Linked DNA regions of Mus musculus: region 2 is linked to region 1. Evidence: chromatin loops called from intact Hi-C (ENCODE). Cell type or tissue: left cerebral cortex. All regions are shown on one strand.

Region 1 (8,000 bases):
TTGATATGAAGCCACACACTGTGCCCAGGATCATTTCTATCATTAAGTCTATTATAAACATGGTGGCACATCTGCTCCTAGGAGCATCAGCTACAGGAAGGACCTGTTTGAAGGTGATAATTTGGGGGCTGCTCTGATCCTTCACTCTGCAAAGGACTACTCAAGAGACACGGCAGTGACCCAGGTCTCAGGATCTTACTGTAGCCCAGTGGCTACTGTTTTGTTTAAAGGAACAAGACTGGTTCTCTGTACGTATTATATTATAATACCTCTTATATTATGTCTGAGAGGAAAGGGACCAAGACAAGGGTTTACTCATCATACTTGGAAAATCAGAAAGAATAAGCAGATACTTGCTCATCTTAATAGGCAGTCCTAGAACTGTTTCCTACAAGTCAGTCAGGGGCTTCGGAATCCAATAAAATACTGTGGTAGCCTCGGTTCCAGCCTCAGTTCCATCTTGACTCTTGAACAGCGCAGTTGTCCCGTGGAAGCAGATTCCCATGGTACATCCACAGTGAGAGGGCCACTCAGCTGGCAGTCCAAGCAGAACTTACATGGCAGGGAAATGTGACCACTGTGTGGTCCCACATAAGGCAGCTGAAGATGGCAGCCTAGCTGCAGCTGCCAGTAATATTACTGTGCCAACTTCCCTGCTCAGAAAGAATAGAAATGCCTTATTGCAATTATAAAAGATGCATTCAGAAAGTGCTGGATGCAAACAGATGATCTGATAAACCATCGAGGAGTGGGAAATGGTCACTGTACTGGGAAATCATGAGGTGCCACCCCCACCCCACCCCCTTTACTTTTAAAAAAGGAAGCAGGTGATTCCATAGGGGAAAGAGGGAGCTGCCGAGAGCATGCTCAGGGCATCTCTCTGGGAAGTACTTCAGACACTGGGTCTATCCAGGGAGCAAGCCTGCAGCTGACTAACAAGCAGACTCCCCGCAGCCCAGCTTCTCTCCTCCTCTCCCTTTGTTTCTGGCTCATACCTTCTCTTTGGTGCCAGCTTTTCTAGAATAGTTAGGACTCTTCCATGACGGGCCAACTGAAGCCACTCTGCCAGATTGTCTTGTGATCATACTCTCTCTCATTAGGATGGAAAACCAGGCATAGTGTAGTCTGCAAGAAGACAATTTTGATAAATCTTCATCTAATTACAGCTGCCTCTTTTCCCAAGTCTGTCCTCTTGAATAATAAAATGAAAAGTCACTTGGGCACACTCCCTGCACAAGTGAAAACAAATGGGGTTTCTTCAGTCCGGTGGTATTGTGACAACTGTCCACAATGCACACAGGGTGGCCATCACGCTTACGTCGGGATGACAGAAAACGAAGAGTATTCTACCAGACTTTAGTTTGGAGTGGGTTTTATTGGAGTTGGGGGGCGGTTTACATACTTTTTTTGCTGGCACTCATTTGGAATGGGATGGCTTTGTCACCTTTAATATGGATATACTTAGTCATAAAGGAAATAAGATTTAGCCTCCCCCCCCCCTTTTTTTCCTTCCTTCCTTCCTGGAGAGTTTTCTACACATCCAGACTTCTGCATGACTAGTCTGAGGCTGAGAGATTGTGTGATGTTACCATCGTCTGGTTATGTCAGCCTTCACTCAGCAGGTTCAAAAAAAAAAAATCATTAAAATGGGAATGGTGGGGGAGAAACAATGATTCCTGTTCCTCCTTTCCTCTGAGTGCTTATGGAAGTTCTCATAACTTTTGAGCCGTGTGGCCATATAATCTGATCAGATCCCAGCTACCCAATAGAGAACTCATCAAAATGGATAAAGAAATGAAAATCCCATTGTATTTCATACTCAGTTCCTCTCAAAAAAAAAAAAAAGTCAGTGGCTGTACACCTCATTTTAGAAACCTTTGTCTAAACCATATGACTCCAGCAGGCAGGAGCCAGCAGGCAGCTTCACCTGTAGACTCACCGGTGCCCAGATAGCTTAACCAAATGAAGCTCAAGGCCCCTAAAGCAAAATCCTACAGCACTTGGAAATTGTCAGCCACAGTACAGTGCGAACTTGAACCAAAAAGCTATCGAAGACACCACATATCCATAGCTTTCTTGACTGGCCTCCCCTACTGCTTCATTTGATTTCTCTTGGTTGATGCAGGCTTCCATGGCTGAGAATAGTATACCTCTGTACACTACCGCTTCCATGGGAAATCCCACTCTGGGCAGCCTGGCCAGTGCCATCCGGGAGGAGCTGAACGGGGCCATGGAGCACACCAACAGCAACGAGAGTGACAGCAGTCCAGGCAGATCCCCTATGCAAGCTGTGTGAGTATTGTCTACCCAAAGCTCTCTGTCACCTGACCTCAGTCTCCCGGCTCTTCTCTGGCCCTTCTGGGCACCTTTCCTATCATTTCCGATTTCTTAGGAGCCCTGGAGTCACATGTTGGTGCATACAAGGACTAGTTAGTAATTTTCTCGTAGAAGCAATTGGCTTCATCCACGGTAAGTGCACACAGCAAGAAAATGAGAAGTCTCCTCCATTTTGGGTCTCAGACCATTACTTAATTCACACTGTGATTTTCCTCCTAAAATCACTATACACCTCTTCGAGAAAGCTCACGGTGTGTCCAGCTTCCCGGCAAAGCCAACCAAGCCTGTAAGGAAGCTTGTTTACTTGCTCACGCACTCAGTTTAACCACTTGAGCTCGCCGCAGCATTATTACCAAGCATTAATGATGGCACAAATGAAAGGTGGCATGATTTATAGATTGCTCTTAAAATATCAAAAGGAAAATTAATAGGAGCATTACAGCAGCAGACGGCGGGATAATGAGAGCACATATAACTGAATGAAGCAGTGGGCCATGGTTGCCTGGGATGAATGTGAATGGTAGGTACCAGAGCCACACTAACCTCAGGGAGGCCACCGAGTTGAAACTCGCCCCTTTGTGGCCCCTGCTTCAGAAGAGACACCATGTGATTCCAGATGCTTCAGTGCGCAGTGAACCCAGCTGCGAAGGACCGTCTTCCTTTCAGGGACTCTCTCCAAAACCATAGCCCACTTGAAGTGACTAAACCAATTCAGTGTTTCCACCACTGTCCGCTCCAAGAATAGGCTGCTTGTCTGCACATTCTTTGTGGATTACTGACCAACATCTTATTTTAGGAAATTTGCGTGATGGGGATGGAAAATGTGACCTTTAACAAGTACGGAGAGAATGAACTGGCGTCTAGCGACAAAGGGGGGCAGGGGGATAAATGGGTTCTTCCAGCATGGTGGGCAAACCTGAAGTTTTACTTTCTAGCATTTTAATCCCATGCCCTGGGTGCTCGGAGAGGGGTCTTTAGAGGTAGAAGCGATGGTTTGCGACTTGTGGGCAGAGTCCCCCGAAAATGACACACCAGCATTTTAGGCAAGTGTATGATGCCTTCCCCACGATTGGCACAGAATTTCATCTCCCCTACAGCAAGCTGCTGTTTCTCTGACTCTTTTGTTGCCTCACTGATACTCACCGTGGTGGTGATGTTGTATGTCAGCATCCAGGAAGTTCAGAGCAAACTGTGAGTTGGTAATGTAAGTCACTCCCAGATATTCCCATTGAGAAAGGATATGTGATGTTACCCAGTGGAAGGCACAGTGTTTTCTTAGAGTTCCAACTCCAAGGTATAGTACCTATCTACCTTCCTATCAGTAGAAAAAGTAAATAAAAATTAATTAATTAATTAATTAATTAATTAATTAAAAAGGCCCCCACAGAGAAGCCTCTCAATGAGGGAAGTTCATTTGCTTACCAGGACTGAGCAAACTGCAGACGTAGCAAACATGCAGCCACCATCTTAATGTGCAGCAAAGCAAAAGCCTCACAGCTCGAGGGACAGAAAAAGAGCCCCGAGTGGAGCTATCAGGACGTGATGCCCACACGGCAGGTTTGCGCCCCGTGCCCTGAGGTCCCCTGTGCCGACAACAGCCTCCCTGTGTAGTCAGTACAGCAGCCAGTTAGTCTCACTGACCCCCTTGCTTCCACTAAGTGAGTCTATAATGAGAGATTTCATTCTTGTCCAGCGTGCATTACCCTGCTAGGATGCAAATTGTTTTTTAACCGTTCCAGTCTATTGAAATAAATCAACCCATAAACTTTACAACAAGGCTTACAAGCCACTGTGAGGACGCTGGCCCGCCCGGCACAGAGGCAGCCTTGTGATACAGCGCTCTGCTCTTCACACAAACCACGGTATCGCCTTTCTCTTTCAAAAAGAGAAGAAGGTAGTCGCATAATGACGGTTTGCGGGCAGTGTACTTTCATTCTGGTAGGACCTGAAGGGCCACCACACCAAAGGCCCTGTGCTGTGTGTGTACCCTGAACAGGATCACAATGCCTTTAAAGACTAGTCAGCTATAGTTAAAAATCTCATGTGTTCCCAGAATGGCTTTACAAAAGGACTACTCAGATGTAAGCGGAACAGAGAGATGGTTTGGGCCCCATTATCTGTTAGGAGCCTTTTTGGAAATAGTGGATGCTGGAGAGAAAGGGTGGGTCTGGTGGGGGAAGGCTCAAGAGGGGCACCCATTGTACTGTAGACGGTACACTGAGTATATGCCCAGTGGGGGGGGGGGAAGCCTTTTACAGTGTTCATCTTACAGGAAAGGTCGAAGAATCCTTGCTGTCATGCTGGTGTGGGTTTTCAGGTTGTCACAGTAGATCTAGTTGGTGGCATTGCCTTCCATTTGATGAGAGGCACTGGGATAGACTGTAGATGCAGCAGCACCAGCACCTATGTTTGGGGACAGTGAATATGCAGTGCATTCCGGAGACAACAAACTAGTCTCTGGTGTTGGGGACTCTCTTTGGGGGAACCGTCAGTTGGTCTGTCATTTGGAGCTGGATCTGGAAAGCAGCGATTTACAGTTGCAAAGCAAGAACTTAACCTGAAGACGAGTCTGCTTTCTCTAGGGTTTCTGAGCCTTCCCGCCAAGGCTTTGTGTAACACCATCAGATTGCACCCTGCGAACCAGAGATTAAGTACTAAGTATGATAGCTTTCAAACATCGAAGCACAAAAGTGTTACTCTGGAAAAAAAATAGCAGTTGACCCTCAGTAACTGATTAAAACTAATTTTTTTTTAAAGGGCAAATTCCTGTTGCTGGATATTACTCCACCCACTTTGTTGGTGGTGACTGACAAAGTCACTGTTCTCACTAGTGAAATCAGGAGGCAGACACAGAACTCCACGGTGGTCAGTAAAGCTAGGGGTGCAGGGCAAGGTACCTCGGACTCACACCCCCCCCCACACACAAACACCTGCTCGAGAGGCCACAGGCTGTGTTTCTGAATTAACGCTGGGGACACTGAGATCGAGTCTCACTTGATAGAGCCTCTCTGCAAATTAATATCCCAATAAATCAGGAGAACCATAAAGATGTTTTGGCCTCTGCTCCAACAGTTCCATTCTTAGACATTTATCCCAAGGAGGTAAATCAACAGGAGGAGAAAGATTAATGGCTAGCAGTGGTTTACTGTACTATGCAAACAGTGGAGGGAAGGAGGGTGATTAGAGAACGCCAGCTGTAAAGGTACTGACCTATCAACAGAAGGAATCACACAGAGCCACAAAAACAGTAATGGAAAAGCCAAAAAAAGAAAAAGCTGTAAAGTACGTTCTTCAGAGGGAGAAGCAAGCACTCACTGTGACCCGAGCTGACTGCACAGGCATGGGGACACGTCCATTTACATTGGTGCCCCACGCCTGGAAGGACACTGCACTTGTTCACGGTCACGTGTTCGATTTTTTTCTTAAAAGTTGTGAATATTTTTCATTCAGGGGTTCTACAAGCTATATAGCGAGGCCTGGGCCTTATTTCAGAAACAAGGATGACCACACTAGTAAAAACTTGAAGAAGCTGGAACCCACATATAAAATGTACTGGGAGGCTTGGGTTTGTTTTGCAAATGGTTTTTAAGAATGTGGGCATAATTGTTTAAAGCTATTTATCTGACATCTAGCCCCCCAAGACTCCCTCTATGCTGTGCTAATTTTAGTGTCAATTGATCTTGAAGGTTCTTGTCTTCCAGAGCAGCCCAAAGTGTGCCTCTGTTTGTTTTTAAATGGTTCCAGGCGCCTTTGGGGCCCCGAATACAGCATCAATTATTTAGGAAGCCAGCCATCCCCAGTACCACCTCTTATTACTAATACTTGATAATGTCCATTATAAGTCCCTCCCACTCGCAGCCTGTCTGGGAGATGTGTGCATTTTAACTTGAATGGTTCTTTTACATATCAAAAGCCCCCTGCAACAGAAAGTCATTTGTATTGGCAAAAGATCAGTTGTAAATATGATTTACGAACAGCTTTTCGCAGTTGTTATCAGAGTGGTTTTGTGTGATCGAGCCAGCCCTCTCTAGATGAACCGAGCCCCCAATCCATAATGAGAAAGTTGGCAGCTCTCAAGGTAGTGAGAGTGTCCCAGTGGCGGCTACCAGCCGGGCCTCATGTTTTGCCTTGTTTACAGCTGACAGCGTTATTATTCTGATTGGGGCTCTGCTCTCTTATCATATTGCTGTGTTGAGCAAGCCTTTTCCTCTCCGTTTGTGTTTCCTGGCAGGGCTTTTCTTGCCTTATTGACAGTTTGTAAAAATATGCATTAATTTGGAGCTTCAAGCATGTATCATGGTGTCTCTTTGCTGTGTTTGCTTGAAGTTGATTAATGATAGAGCCTCGCTTGGGGTCGTCCTCTGGAGGGTTCTTTCACAGGTTCTGCATGTTAACTAGCAAAACAGAACACACAGCAAGCCATGATTAGCCCAGCCTCCTGTACTCAGTGGTCCCCACGAACCACTGCCGTATTACAGATTCTCATTTCACATAATTATTTGCAGGGTGGCATTCGTCCACCCAGGATGTCACTACGGGGCCTGTTATTTGGTACTCCAAAGGACGGTCCTGGGACCAGCCCCATCACCTGGAATCTCTTAGAAATGCACAGTCTGAGCTCCATACACTGTACTGTCACAAGGGCCTTGGGTAACTTGTGTGTCCTGAAAAGCAAGAGAAATGATTTCCATAGAGAGTTTATTCTAAAGCAGCATCCAAGACTCTTACCAATGCAGCTAATACACCGAGCAGTACAGAAGCCCCTGGCCTCATATGGCCCCTAACCCCTTGGGCTGCAGGCAGTGAAAATGTCCAGCAGTCATAGGAAGTTTCCCACCGTCTTTGAAAAACTTGGTTTTGGCTGTGGTTGTGGCCAAGGTTACCCTGCCTCCACTGGGCGGCATCTCTGTAGCACCTCTTGTAGGTTGCTCCAACACCAGCGTCAGGGCAATCCGGGTGTTCCCCTAAGCCTGTTTCTCTCTCTTTCTCTGTAGGCACCCCATACACGTCAAAGAAGAACCCCTCGACCCCGAGGAAGCTGAAGGCCCTCTGTCCTTAGTGACAACAGCCAACCACAGTCCAGATTTTGACCATGACAGAGATTACGAAGACGAACCAGTAAATGAGGACATGGAGTGAACCTCTGGGCGGGCCGACCCCCGAGACCGAAGATTGGGGAAAAAAAAGCAAAACAAATTTAAAAAAAAAATAAAAAAAGAAAGAAAGGAAAAGAAAAGAAACCACGTCAAAAGTTAGCAGTGAAACCCGCCCTCCGTTTCTTGTACAGTCTGGAGGATTTTCGCTACATTTTGACAACTCTGAAACGTGTTAACTCTTAGTGCCATCAAGAATCCCATTTGGGAGTATTTTTGATTTTTCTACTTTTTGTTGACAAAAGGGATTTGTACTCTGTGCATTGGATGGACCTGTTTGGTACTTGGGATTTTCCTCTTTGAGTCAACATCAGTGTTGTAAATTCGATAAACGGATTCACTTTTAGCAGCAGACTTTGAACTGCAGCTTCGCCCGGCTGATGCTGGGCGGGCGCCGAGGACACCCGACTGAGCTCACGTACCTGCGCTGCAGACCAAGCCTTCGCCCGAGTTCAAGACTCCAGTGGACGACCTTTTTGCACAGCGCTGCATGTTGATACCACTGCCTTT
Region 2 (8,000 bases), 410 kb after region 1:
CTGGTCTTCAAAAGAAGACATCTGTGACATACTCTAGCCAACTTCTGGGAAACACTGTTTCCAGAATCTCTACGTTTCCAAAGGATTTCTGTTTGCAAGCTTAGCAAAATTTTCATGTAAAATTTCCCAATAATTCATATTTTAGAATCAATGCCAGACACCCTGGATGAGCTGGAGAAAACCCATCTAGACATTAATGGCTAACCCTGTCTCTTGCCCAGTAAGACACAAATATTAACACACAAGCAGCCTCTTTGATTATCATTAGCTTTACCAGGCTTCATTATCATCATTAGCTTTGGCTACTGGTAGCAAAACAACACATCCTGGAGACTCTCCACAAGTCTGTGTCAGACTCAAGCTCATCTCCCGCCCTAGCAGTCTGGGTACTCAAAACTAACTGTGAGCTCTGTCGTAGGTGACTTCTCCTTTACCTGAATAGAACTCGGCTTGGCCAGCCAGGTCAATCTATTATCCTTAAAATGAACTAACAAAACTACGCATGTGCTCGGCAGTGGGGGAATGACTTCTTCATAAGGAACAGATTAAAAAGGGTCCAAGTGTCTGCTTATATGTGCGAAGCCTGTTCTCTGAGATGAATGCAGTTTCGTGTTATCGTAGAACATGCATGAAGATACAATGACAGAATTACAATTTCTGGAGGGGACTTGGGGAAAAAGAGACAGTCCCATTCAGTCAGAAGGCGAGGTGTGTTGAATGCTGAGAAGTCTCGGAATCCCCTCCACCCAAGCTCTGTTCTCTAGCACTGAGACAAGAGAGACGGACACACCCTCTCTGAGCTCCATTTGCTCTGTGGAAATAAAGATTAGCTCAGTAAATCACACGCACGCATCACGTAACAAGTGTCATTATTACCATTGCCATAAGATGCTTGTAGAAAAGTAGTCCAGGGAAGAGACCCCCCCCCCCCAGTTCCATGACAAGCATGCGTCCATATAGTAAACTTGATGTCAGAATCCAGGGCTTCCCTCTCAAAGACTGACATGGAGAAATAATAAAAACAAAAACCAAAAAGCAAAAAATAAAAACCAAACCAAGCCAAAAGCAATCACGAGAACTCTTGCTACATTGCCCCCGATACAGCAAATGTTGAGAAGACTGGCTATTACATTACAATGGCTGAGGGTAATCTGGTGACATTAAACATGAAGATAATTCAGTCTTTTTAATTGGCAATATTTTTATTATGATATCTGGCTGGGAGCAAAATGGGAAAAATAAAGAGTTTGGATCGTTTTCTTTTAGACTTGCATCTAAGCGATGCGAAGGGAAGCAGGTACCAAAGTTGATGCTTCTTTAGGGTTATGAACAAGAAGGTTTTTTTTCTGCCTGGTAAACTCACGGGGTGAAATCTCATCCCTTGATCTTCAAAGTGTGACAAAGAGCTATTGATTGAGAGCATATTGTCATTTAAATTACAATTAGGGATGGGTGAAAGGTGGTTATTCAACAATTCAAACCTTTCTTTGAATGCTGTCAAGGACGACATAACCTTAACCCAAACACACTTCGGAAACTCCGAAGTTTCAGCGCGTCTAAAATCAATGCGCTCTTCTTAAAGGAAAAGCATCGTGTCATTACACTTGACGTCGCATTCAGTGGTGAAGTTCTTTCAGTGAGCACTGCTCTCGGTCACACAAAAAAGCCCGTGTCTTTACATGACTCTAACACTGCGTGTGAACTGTGAGATGGAATAAAGATGTCCCACCTCCCTCCCTAGCGCAGTTCCTGGTACATACATCTTTAAAAATTAAGTGCTGCAGAGATGATATATGTTTCCATTTAGAACATTTTAAGGAGGACACTGTTCCTCTGACTGTTAAAATCACTCAGAACTTTAATGTCTTTTATTGCCTGCAAAACAATCTTCAGTCCTGAAGGCGTTAGGCTTTGGGTATTTTTACCCAGCACAATGAGACGTCTGTGCACGTGTGTGCATGTGTGTGCCGTTATCACTGATCCTTGCGTCTTGCCAGATGATACTTCATAAATAATTTGCTTTGATGTGGCAAGCACATGTGTACTCATGTGTACAAGCAAATATGCTGTGCCTCCACTGGCAAAACACTCCAATCCATTCTGACATTTTTGGTCCAGCCATGTTCCCTGCAGTTTTCCTGAGAAAGCAGACAGCAGACACTGTGGCTCAGATCTGCTCTACGGAATAGCATTTTGAATTTGTTTTGCTAACCGTCTTCTCTCTGTCTCTCTACCATGCATGTATCCATACCTATGTTTCATTCCAGGAATGGCGTGCATTTGACAGGATGACATATTATGTCAGATCAGAGTCTGGCAGTCTCGTCCTCAGGGCCACCACGATACTGGCAGCAGAAAGTCGTTGAAAGATCCAAGGTCAGCCCGCGCTCTATGGCCTCCCATCTCTTTGTCATGTATGAGGCGTGCATTCAGATGCACACTTGGGTAGTCTGACACAGGAGGTCATAGTACAAACTCAGGTGTACACCATGTTAGGGGTGCACTGCCCAGGCAGGTGGAGGGCCCCTTGGTGGGTGGAAATCTACCTGCAAACTTCTGCTGCAGCTCTCAGTTCTCTTCGTGACATTTCTTTCTGACCCATGAAGACATACTATTCAAGTACGGTGTCCAGTGGAGCCACAGTCTGTCGCCACATCTGCTAAGCAAATAGTAACATCCAATGCTACATTTTATCTGGGAGCCGAGGAGGGAAAAAAAAATCACAGGATAACACCTTTAGAACTAGGAAGTGTGTGTGTGTGTGTGTGTGTGTGTGTGTGTGTGTTGTGTGTGTGAATCGAAGTTTCATGGTCAGATAACAGGATCTCATCAAAATTTCCTAAGGATCCAGGGTAAGGCTGAGGAGAAGAAAGGGGCACTGCACAAACAGCAATACATGACACCCAAACTTTAAAGGTTCCTCCTTCTGTGAGCAGGGAAAAACTAATTAACGGTTCCATTGCGACTAGCTTACATTTACTAATAAAAACTATTTGAATGGCAAAACAGAAATTTGAAGCCAGAGTAGGTTTTACTAGTATTCGGGCAGATATGGCATCCAAATGTTTAGAAAAGGAACTCGGAGAGATTCATGGCATCTGGGGGGAAGTGATGCTCTACTGCCGCCTTGTGGACGGTCTCAAAGTAGTGAGTCTTTTTTTTTTTTTTCTTTTTTTCCCCTGAACCAGCCCCTAATTTATGAGCCTTGTCAATAAGAGAACCAGACACACATGCATGTGGAGCAGATTAAATATTAATAGAGTTTAGTCAGGAAAAATTATTTTAACCAAAGGAGATCTATAAAGAGTCTGCAAATGATTTTGCACTATATTTCAAGAAATTCTCGATACACACACGTGTGTACACACCCACACCCACAGCCACGCAAGCCAGGCACAAAGCATGGCAGACTTAAATACTAAACTAGAAGTTAGTCGGAATAATGCCGTCTTAGTTGTTTAAAAAAAAAAAAAACCCCGGGGAGTTCTGTTCACGTTTTGTGAAATTTTGTCATTATGTTTCAAGAAAATTGGGGGAAATCTGTTAATTGTCATAGAATTAAATGCAGCACCAGAAAAGAAAAGGATGAGTTAAAAAAAATAAAAATAAAAATAAAAAAACTGGACATATTCTGGGGTTCTGTCCAGCATTTCAACTTCAAGTGTTTATTTAAACATAACTTGAGTTTATAAACTTGTTTCCCAGGGAGATTTATAGTGCTTTTTGATTTGGCTGCATTAGAAGAGCCCGGCTTGACTTCCCTGCTACAATGTGTTCCTATAAACCACCTTCCCGCAGGCTGGTGTGGACTGTGTCTCTGCACTGCATCCATCTGTGGTCACAGACAACTGCCCATGGAGATGCTCTGTGCAGGCTGGCCACAGAGGTCAGTCAAATGGATGTGGGGATTCTTTCAGCATCCCAGCCCCAGGACTTGTTGATATCCCAGCAGCACACGTTCAGTGACATCCCTCTTCCTATTATTCAGCTGTTGGACGAATGGTGGAAATGTCTCAACAATCCATTAATAAAAAAGATGATTTTACTCTTAGAGTAGAAAAAAAAAATCTTATTTAAGATGGAAGAGAAAACCAAATTTAGGGTTTTAATTAAAGGCCTTAAAAAAAAAACACCCTGAATTCAGCGAGAAGACAAATAATCTGAGATTTAATTCAGTTTTCAATGATTTTTTTTTTACAGTCCCTATTAAGTCATTACTTTTTTTCCATGCAGGGGAAACATTTTCAGTTGAACTGTATGAAAGTCAGATACCACAGTAATCTAAATATCACTCTGTAGTCCTGTATTTTAATCATTAGTCTTTCTTCCCTTATTTTGGTTTGACGGAAGAAAAGCATATACAGAACGAATCTGCAAATGAAATGATCCAAAGCCACACTCTTGACAAACAGTAATCGGTGCTCTATTGGCAGCACACGGGTTAGTTAATTCTGTGATTCTTTTCTCTTCCAGTGGAATGTGACAAACATTCAAGCCATGTCACTTCATCCTTCGGTCCCATTGTTGAAGAAGTAGGGAAGACTATATGATCATCCTAAAATGTATTGTTTCCCCGTTGTTGTAGTGAAGGGGATGCTGTATGCTTGCACTGACCTGAGAGGATCCTAATTGCCCATCCTTCCAGGGGCAGGGAGGACCTCACTCTCATGCACGCTGTGTTTCTGAAACTCCTTGTATTCTCATTATAGTGTATGCCTTGGTTGTATTGTCATCTCTTATTTCACACACAAGAAAGTAGAGCCTCAGAGAGGTTAACTGAACCAGCCAGGATCACACAGCTTTTCAATGTGTACTTAGTTCCAGGGAACCAAAGTATAGCTCACTATCTCTCCATAGTTGGCAATGCTGGGCCAAATATTATTCAAAATATTCAAATACTTAACAAATGAGAAATGTGTCTATTGGTCAAGTGTATTTTCTGTGATTGATTAGTGAGTTAAAGACTCTTGTATAATCATGTCACACCCAGGACATTGATAGTCCACTGGAACTGAATGCATGATGACAGACACAGCTCTTAAACATATGATGGCGTACAAGACTCACCTGCTTGTGACTGAGCAGCTTGGAAATCTAGAGAAACTCCAACAGCTCTGCTCACGTCTCTTTCTGGGAACACTCAGAATTACGTATGCATCACCGTAGCTTTCTTCTTTAGGTAGGCAGGTGCACCGAGGAGCTTAGCATGAAGCAGCTGATGTCCCTAACTCACCATGGCGACTGCCATTGCACCAGGCCAAGGGAATACAGGCAAACAGGTAATAACGACACAGGCAAACTAAACTGAAATCTTCACAGCCCCAGGCACCCTGCTCAGGAATGCTGAGGGATACTTGAGTATTATCTGAGTCTTTGAGAATAGAAGCCTCTGAGCAGGGGATATTCATATGCAAAGACAAGCTTGGGTATTTCAGAGCAGAAAGATGTGTGTGTGTGTGTGTGTGTGTGTGTGTGTGTGTGTGTGTGTGTGTGTGTGTATGTTCAGGGTAGGAAAAAGGTAACAGCTTTTAAAAGCACTAACCCCAAAGCAGGAGGAATGTGCCCTGAGAGGGAATGTTGTGATAGACTCTGTGTTCCGTAGAGAGTTTGATCACAAGTGTGAGTAACCTTAATTCAGGGTGGAATTGGGAAATGAGAAATTCTTTCCCTTCTCTCTGTCCTTCTCCCCTCCCTAGCTCTCTCCTGCCCTTTCCTTTTTCTTCTTTTTTTCTCTTCCTACCTCCATCCCTTACTTCCTTCATTTCTTTCCTCCCTTCCTCCATTCCTCCTTTCTTTCCTTCTTCCTTTCTCTTCTATGTACTTCCCTTTCTGTCTTTCTTCCTCCTTCTACCTCTTCCTCCTGTCCTCATTTCTCCTTCCTCATCCTCTCTTAACCTCCTTCCTCCTCCCTCTTTCCTTTCTCCTTTCTTTTGTTCTATTCTTCCTTTGTCATCTTTTTTTTTTTTTTCTGTGAAGCAACTAGAAGTTTGGACTCTACTCTGCCATGCTGTCAAGTTTGATGTAGATGTCATCCCATTGTGGGATGCTCTACACTGAACTCTCTTCCATATGGATGATCACCTCAAGGGAAACTCCAACTATGGGCAAAAATGTTATATAGATGGTGAAGTAAGGCCTTTTAGGGCCAGCACCTTCCCATGTTTCAAATAAAGAGGCTATGGCAAGAAGCGTGTGCTAAGCACCATGAGAACACTCCAAGCCTGGACTCTCCCACCTAAGCCATATGCCTGTAGGTGATCCAGGGAACATGGAAGCTGTTGGCTCAAGGTTTAAATATGGTCCATCTTCACCTAATACTCAGAGTCTAAGACACTCCATTGACATTAGAATTGATGTCTGGATGAGCCAACACACAACCTCCTTCAGTAATAATTCTTCTGAATTTAAATTTAATTTAAAGTGTAAGATGTACCGTAATAAGTTTAGGGTTCTTTTTCTTACCCAAGGAGCACATACTTGGTCCATGTCTGAGAATGCACAATGAATCAAACAGTGAAAAAAGAACTCCAAAAAACCTGTAATTGATCCACACACATGCATTTAGAAAGGCAGAACCGCCTCCGAAGCAAGGATACTTTGGGGTATTCCGAGGAATGCTGTCCTCAAATCCCTCTCGTTCACTTTTGCTCGGTCTGTGTTTCTTCTTCTGTTAATGCAGGCCAGGAGGAGTCATACCAAGACAGTAACAAGAAAATGTCAGAGACGCATTCGCTGTTCTTTCCCCCAAACGCTTCCATTGCGTGGGCCTCTAATATCTGTAGCTCTCGCTGTGTCGTCATTGCTTCGCTGGAATGTTTGTGTTATTAGAACCACATTAGGCAGTAAGCAAAAACACGTGCCCAGAAGCCTCCTTAGGAGATCTGTGCATGTTTTCCTGGAGTGGGAACAAAAGAGTAATGGGCAGCAGCATCCAGCAACTTAGCCTCATCTCTATCCTATTAGGATCCTATCCTCAGGAGAGCACTCTGGATTTGAAAGCTATTTGCAAACTGCTTTTTTTGCTTCCCCCCTCCCCCACGTAATTTCTCACAAAGCAGTTGCAGCATACAGGAGGTGGGGAAAACATAGAAAGTCTCGACTTGAATGGGTTCTTTATTTTTCTCCCTCCAAAATGACTGCTGAGTGACAAGAATACTGAGCGAGGTTGTGATTTGTGCTTTTTCGTTTAGTAATGGAGGAGATTTTTCCATTTGGAGCTTTTAGCTTGTGGGAACGACTTTGAAATTGATGATGTACCTTGATTAGCTGGGATTATCGTAATGTGCTGAAACAAAGTCTTGTCACAGGGTTTTTCCCCTCCTGATACAGTAAACTGCATGTCATCTTGACTGAAGAACATAAATACAGTCCACTGACATGTAACTTCATTATATGCCTAAGCTCAATAGTGTTTGAAGGCCTCTTACTAGAGAGACTTCATAAGTTTGTGATACTTAGGTTAGAACATTTATTCATTCACTTATTGAACATTTTATCAGTCAAGCATTATGTGAGAACTCATGAACGCAAGAATCTACTTTTACTGTGTTGGGTGACATCATGAAATCCAAGATTAAAGAACATTTAAAATTAGGCATATACTCATCAAAGAGTTCATGAATACATATGAAAAACAGGTTGAAAATCATGTTTGGGGCCAGCATCATATAGTTGTTCCCAGATAAGAGGTATCAGTTGCTATGTAGATGGAGAAAGGCTGTCTAGATCAAGTAAGATAAGAGAACTCTGGAAAGCCTGAGTGTGGAGAGGAAGGATTCACAGGAGGATATTTAGAGCAATAGTCATAAGCAAAAGTCTTCATGGCCTGAGTGGCCCTAACTCCAAATTGTTGTAAGAGATTTCCTAGTGGTCCTTGAAACTAAGGCCAAGACTTAGCACCTGACCTCAGAGGAAGCACTTGCCAAATTTTAAGTGGGACAGTATGATGCTTAATTTCATGTTGACTTGATGTATCATGCTGCACTCAAGTTAAACACTGT

Evidence for each region. Hi-C counts contacts between places; a loop is a spot of excess contacts. Peaks named below come from ENCODE experiments on the same cell type or tissue, not always from the same donor. Only the 100,000 strongest peaks of a DNase experiment are listed, where the experiment ranks them.
Region 2: it touches region 1 in a loop (4-fold over the local background); 14 of 42 quality-filtered maps call a loop at or near these places.

What each region holds. Positions count from the first base shown.
Region 1 is chr6:98,929,566-98,937,565 of GRCm38, reverse strand. It overlaps Foxp1 (forkhead box P1), which reads left to right. Exons shown (of 19, transcript NM_053202.2): 18 at 2,126-2,292; 19 at 7,332-8,000. The coding sequence ends at 7,476. Among named protein-coding and RNA genes, the nearest start is that of Gm38865, 200 kb to the left of the region's middle. In left cerebral cortex, no CTCF peak of the experiment used is centred here; DNase peaks (open chromatin) are centred at 581, 972 and 3,070; H3K27ac peaks cover 865 bases.
Region 2 is chr6:98,520,572-98,528,571 of GRCm38, reverse strand. Gm32783 (a long non-coding RNA gene) reads right to left here. Exons shown (of 3, transcript XR_377905.2): 3 at 6,631-6,895. Among named protein-coding and RNA genes, the nearest start is that of Gm32783, 6.9 kb to the right of the region's middle. In left cerebral cortex, a CTCF peak has its summit at 3,114 (motif pointing left); DNase peaks (open chromatin) are centred at 2,396 and 3,090.